2 separate regions of the Homo sapiens genome follow, and region 1 is linked to region 2. The links are chromatin contacts, found by Hi-C or POLR2A ChIA-PET in ENCODE. All regions are on one chromosome and are shown on one strand. The core of a region is the stretch at or near the end of the contact, and the rest is flanking DNA. Distances in the headings are between cores, read along the strand shown. Region 1 overlaps LOC107985688 (a long non-coding RNA gene). Region 2 holds the start of OGT (O-linked N-acetylglucosamine (GlcNAc) transferase).

Evidence for each region. A loop is a pair of places that touch in the nucleus more often than their neighbours do. ChIA-PET counts read pairs that join two places held with the same protein, here RNA polymerase II (POLR2A). Pooled maps may share reads with other maps.
Region 1: a loop to region 2 is called in a map of naive thymus-derived CD4-positive, alpha-beta T cell, with 6 times the contacts of the local background. The contact joins the enhancer-like site here to the promoter of OGT in region 2. A Hi-C loop is called at or near these places in 4 of 168 maps with a recorded cell type or tissue (B cell, GM12878 and naive thymus-derived CD4-positive, alpha-beta T cell), 11 of 37 single-sample maps with no recorded cell type and 18 of 50 pooled maps. POLR2A ChIA-PET finds 5 or more read pairs at or near these places in 9 of 52 experiments (CD4-positive, alpha-beta T cell, HEK293, K562 and 5 more).

What each region holds. Positions count from the first base shown.
Region 1 is chrX:71,180,791-71,183,490 of GRCh38, forward strand. LOC107985688 (a long non-coding RNA gene) reads right to left here. Exons shown (of 2, transcript XR_001755878.2): 2 at 2,592-2,700. Among named protein-coding and RNA genes, the nearest start is that of NLGN3, 37 kb to the left of the region's middle. RefSeq lists enhancers at 1,143-1,192, 1,249-1,543, 1,593-1,682. Within about 2 kb of position 1,266, at least 35 of the 41 ENCODE cell types and tissues checked have a DNase peak (open chromatin) inside an H3K27ac peak, as active enhancers do; they include B cell, CD4-positive, alpha-beta T cell and GM12878, where a contact is called at or near this core.
Region 2 is chrX:71,531,853-71,534,552 of GRCh38, forward strand. It overlaps OGT (O-linked N-acetylglucosamine (GlcNAc) transferase), which reads left to right and starts at 1,252. Exons shown (of 22, transcript NM_181672.3): 1 at 1,252-1,484. The coding sequence starts at 1,448. RefSeq lists enhancers at 303-1,502, 1,003-1,342, 1,168-1,826.

The DNA.
Region 1 (2,700 bases), core at 16-2,515, 350 kb before region 2:
GGCCGAGATGGGCAGATCACCTAAGGTCAGGAGTTTGAGACTAGCCTGGCCAACATGGTGAAACCCTGCCTCTACTAAATAAAAATAAAATAAACCCCATCTCTACTAAAATACAAAAATTAGCTGGGCATGGTGGCACACTCCTGTAACCCCAGCTACTCGGGAGGCTGAGGCTGGAGAATAGCTTGAACCCGGGAGGTGGAAGTTGCACTGAGCTGAACCACTGCACTCCAGCCTGGATGACAGAGCGAAATTCCATCTCAAAATAAATAAATAAATAAATAAATAAATAAATAAATAAATAAATAAAGCTTAACCACAGAGGAGGCCAGGCGCAGTGACTCACGCCTGTAATCCAAGCACTTTGGGAAGCTGAGGCAGGTGGATCACCTGAGGTCAGGAGTTCGAGACCAGCTGGGCCAACATGGTGAAACCCCATCTCCACTAAAAGTACAAAAAATTAGCCAGATGTGGTGGCAGGTACCTGTAATCCCAGCTACTTCGAAGGCTGAGGCAGCAGAATCACTTGAACCCGGGAGGCGGAGGTTGCAAGGAGCCGAGATCGTGCCATTGCACTCCAGCCTGGGCAACAAGAGTGAAAACTCCATCTCAAAAAAAAAAAAAAAAATCATAGAGGAAGTTATCTGGTACAATGTATAGGGCACCTAAGCAAATCCTTTTTTGCCAGGGTAACCTTTCCCAACTCATGAGAGGTCAGAGGTTAGACAAAGCTGCGTAGACCCGAACCTGAAGGTTGGTGCAAAAGTAATGGCGGTTTTTGCAATTACCTTTAACGGCAAAAACCGCCATTACTTTTGCACCAGCCTAACAGATCTAGTGAGTTTCACAGTCCCTGGTGGAATCGGTTTCCCATACTGCTCTCAGTGCAGAGACCCTAGTGGGTGCCTTCTGTCCTGGCACGTGCTGCTTTCCGGTTCTGCGGTTACCCTGGCCCTTGGGTTTCCCCCACCCTCCTCCCATCCTTTTCAGGCTCCCGGAAAGAGAAGACCCCCAGTGAAACTCCACCCCTTCACATAGTTTTGATGACTTAGGACATGTGTTCGGACAAATACAAAAAAATGTGCTTACGATTCTAATTAGAAAAAGACACTTAGAATTGAGACTGCTTCTGAAAATCTGATCCTGTGCTGGCAGTTCCTGTTGTTCTCAGCTAGTATTTCGTTTTAGTCCCCTAAAGTGGCCATGTGACCTTGATAGCAAACGCCATCTTTCTGCGGAGCCCGCCTGAGCTGCGGCAAGCTGCTCTGACGGCTCGCTAGCAATCTGCCTTTTCCGATTTCAAAATCTTTAGACCGCCCACCAAAACCCTTTTTCCGGTCGGAGAGGCCCGGCAGGCTCTCAGGTCATTTGCGGAGCAAACGTGATTGACACGATCTGCGTCTAATGAATGTTCGTCTGCTTCCCAGCTCGGATTACTAGTTCCGCTCCCTTTCCCAGTTTGTTTTTGATGACTCATCCCTCAAATTCTTCACACACTCGCCTGATTCCCGCCCCTCCCGTCCTCTCTCTCCTCGCTCCCACTCGACGCCCACCCCCCACCTCCGCCGCCTCGCCCTAGGGAAGTGGATTTGGTGAATCCTATCGAGGATCGTTTTTTTACAGTGTATTTTGAACATATAGAAGCAAAAAGCACAATTTCCGTACAGGAAAGAGGAGGTTCATTTCCTTATAAGGAGCTTAACCCCTCACTGTTCTTTGAGCTTTTTCTCGTCCACAAGATCGGGGTGGGAGCAGGGGCAGGAGAAACGACAGCGGGGCTTTTGCCACTCAATTTCCAGTTCAATTCCAGAACCCCCGCAGCTCTGAGTCCCTAGCAAAGGTCAGCTGCCTTGCCCCAACAGCCGGCCCCACTGAGGGAGGAGTCCGGGGGAGTACAGTCAGGGTTGAAAGTTTACAAACATTTCTCTGGGTCTCGGGCATCTGCAGTGGGCACCTGCGGTGGGCACGTATGACAGTTTTGCCGGGGGCTGCAAATGCAAAATTGCAGCCCTAAAGAGGAAACAGACCTTCAGTCGTTAATAGGAGGAGGGGGAAAGGAAGGGGGAGTAAGAAAAGTAGGGAGCTGAGACTGAACTAACAAGCTCTTCTGGACCCAGACCCCTGAAATAGGCGAATGAATGGACTTCCACCTGCACAAGAAATCCTAGCTTTCCTGGATAGGGTCAAATGAAGCCAATAGAACATCCATAGTGAGAAGTTGGCAAGAGACTGGCTAAATTTGCCCCCTTTGGGCTGCTTCTTGTAGTCTCATTTGCTCTTTGATGCTCACACAACCATCACCACTTCTCTGCTGTGTCTCTTTATCCCACAGCTAAAGCATGTGATTGAAAACTTGCAGTTTGACCTAAGTTTAACACTGCCTTGTATAGGGCTTTGTGAATAATGGGTGCAGGATCAATTCCCCGGAGCCTGAGTATCATACCAAAGGCTAGAGACTCAGGGGCCTCCCAGTCTGCAAAGTGCTCTCAGACTCAGGCACATATTCTGAGGGAGCTTTTGCATTTTGGTCTTGGATCTCCAGGAGAGGACAGGAGTTTGCCGATTGGGAAAACAAAGAAGGTGCTAAGAAATAGGTGACCACCTTATTTTTTTATTCCCTCCTAAGCAGCCCCGCTGCTCTCCCTTTGGAGGCCCCTTGGCTAAGTCTCATCCAAAGTTCATTTGCATTGTCCAGCTTGC
Region 2 (2,700 bases), core at 2-2,501:
TGTTTGTTGACTGTTTTGAAGAAATTTAAGCAGAATTTGAGGACTTAGTTTTAAAAAATGTAGTGAAGGGGCTAGGTAGCAAAAACTTTTTGAAGAAATTCATTGACCTGCTTTCTTAGATCAAGGACTTTTTGAAATAAAAAGGCTCTCAGAGATCCAACTTGTAGCCTCCAGTGGCTTGTAATACTTTCTTGCTGATGTGGCAAGCTACCTTAAGTCGTTTCTAGAACAAGAGGTGAAGTATAAATACCAATGTGACAAAATGTCTGAACAGTAGACTTGAAACTGCAGGAAGATCGTAAGAACCGATTTGTTCAAGGAAGTAGAGGCAATTCATGACTCAATCTAGACGTGTGGTTTAGGCAGATGGCAAGTGAATTCATTTATCATTGTTGATCTGCTTTGAGCTCAGTGGAATCGCCGACTGTGACAATGTGCAGAGCTAGCTGGTGGAAATGAAGTCACAACTCGAGGAGAGTCATGGATTTTGACGAACGTGAATCACCTTTAACATTTTTATGGCTGCCTTCGGAGTGCAAACGCCCAGCATGTCCCTGAGTTATTAAACATTTGCCCTATCACCGTGGGCAGGAGTATTCTGAATACCAAAACGATTTTGAAATTTCAGGCTATACGGCCAACATTGAAGGTGTCTGCATTCAACTGGCCCTGTGAAAGCTTCAGTCTTTTTCATCGAAGTGCTGAAATCGATGGCCGAGTCACAATGAAGACGGGCTCAAATCGGAACCCTCTCGCTCCTCGTTTTGAGCAGCTGTCTTTGAGAGGCAATCTTCTGAATTGACTGGCTCAGAATTGATCCGTGAGAGTCGTAACCATCCGTTTTTGTACGAATACAGTTGATAAACTTTTTTAGACGCCTTTGGCATTTATGTTTAAAACGACACCACCTGCTAAGTAACAAACACTCTTCTTAATCGCGGTGGCAAAAACGTATCCGTCCCGTGTGTGTTTGTTTTTACCCTTCCGCTACACTCTTAAGAAACTTGGCCGCTTCCGCCCCAGAGAGTGCCCTAACCACGAGTCGGGTTGACAGGGCTGCTCGCATGCGCGGTCTCCACCGTGGTGTTTGTCGCAATGGGCGCTGCGCGGAGGACTACATGGAATCTCGACTTTGCAGCTTGAAGTCATTTTGTTGGCGGCGCTGGTTACCGGCTACCTCCGCGCGGGCACTTGATTGTAACAGAAAGTAGTTCCGGCCCATGTTGTTTCGGCCGAGGAGCCGTCGCCGCCATTTCAAGACCGTACTAGGTAGATGGTCAATTAGAGTTCCCAGGGTTTGAAGCCTGTAACTGCTGCCGCCGCTCAAGCCCTCCAGAGCATTGCTACGGCTGCTGCCCTTGTACTACTACCTCCAAATACGTTCTTGCTGGTAGTGGCGGCAGCAGGACCAATTACCTCTTTTTTGCTCTCCCTCGAGAAGCTCCAGATGGCGTCTTCCGTGGGCAACGTGGCCGACAGCACAGGTACCGGTGTCCCGTTCTACCTTGGCAGATGCCCCCTTGGGGTCTCGCGCCGTCCTCTACCTTGTATCACTCCTTCCCTCCCTTCCCTCGAACCATCCCCATTACATCAGTGACATTGCTAAGCTTTTCGTGGTCTACTGGCATCTGATCACATCGGGTTTTCCGCTGTTGTCCGCTTCCCGAACATTTCCTCCTCCTCCCTTGCTTGCTTTTTGCTGCCTTTCTTGCTTTGTTTTTATTTCGTAAATGTTCTAGCATTCCACTCTCTCCAGGCGCTTTTATCACACGTGCGCGCTTAGAATGTCGTGGAATGGACTGCATTGGAATCCCTGCCCTTTCACTCCTTTGCAGCGGTTTTCTCCCCTAATTCCAGCTCATCGCCTCTCCTTTTTCCCCTCCATCTCCTCCTTCATCTCCCCCCCCAGTCTTTTCCCCTTAGCCAGATTTGGTCCTTCTCTGCCAATCTAGGGCGGGGGTGCCGTTCCGATGTAATCATATCCTCACTTTGCATCACCCGAGGACGATCAAAAGCTCGTCGATGGTGCCACAAGTCACCTCGAGAAGAGGGGACATTGAGCAGCACCCTGCTAGGCAGTGCCTTTCTGGTGTTCTTTCGGTTGAGCGGTCCCGGTTTAGATTGGAAATTTCCAGGGGTTTCCTTTGCCATCGCCCAATTCCACCGCTGCCCTCAGCCTGGATTTCCCACCCTGTCCGCGGGGAACCACACCCTTCCCTTCGCGAGGTTGCCAGCCCTGTTCACTTCCTATCCTTGGGGGAGAAACCACCCCGATGCTGCTGCTTTGGCGTTGACCACCCTGCCCGCCCAATTCTCGCTTTGTGTTACTTTCTCGATGTATTCCTCCGCCGCCGCCTCTGGGTCTGCCATCCCCATTCTTCAGCCCAGTATCTCTTTATTCACAGGGTGTAATATTCTTTTAAGTTTCCATCCCTGCTTGAAGAGTTTGTAAAGCAACTGGAGTGTAGCTGCACAAGTACAAGGCGGTTGCCCTTTTAGACACTTCAGTCGCGAGCATTTGGTACTGAAAATACGAAAACAACCAAATTGTAGGAGTGTCCTTCAGCTGCCTTTCCATATTGAGGCGATTTGGGCGGAAGGGGGTGGGGAATTGGGCTGCGCTTCTGAGGTTTCCCGCGAGGTTATTTTTTGGTTGTTTCTCAGTTGAGATGTGTGGAGGGTTTTAGCTACTGTTCCTGG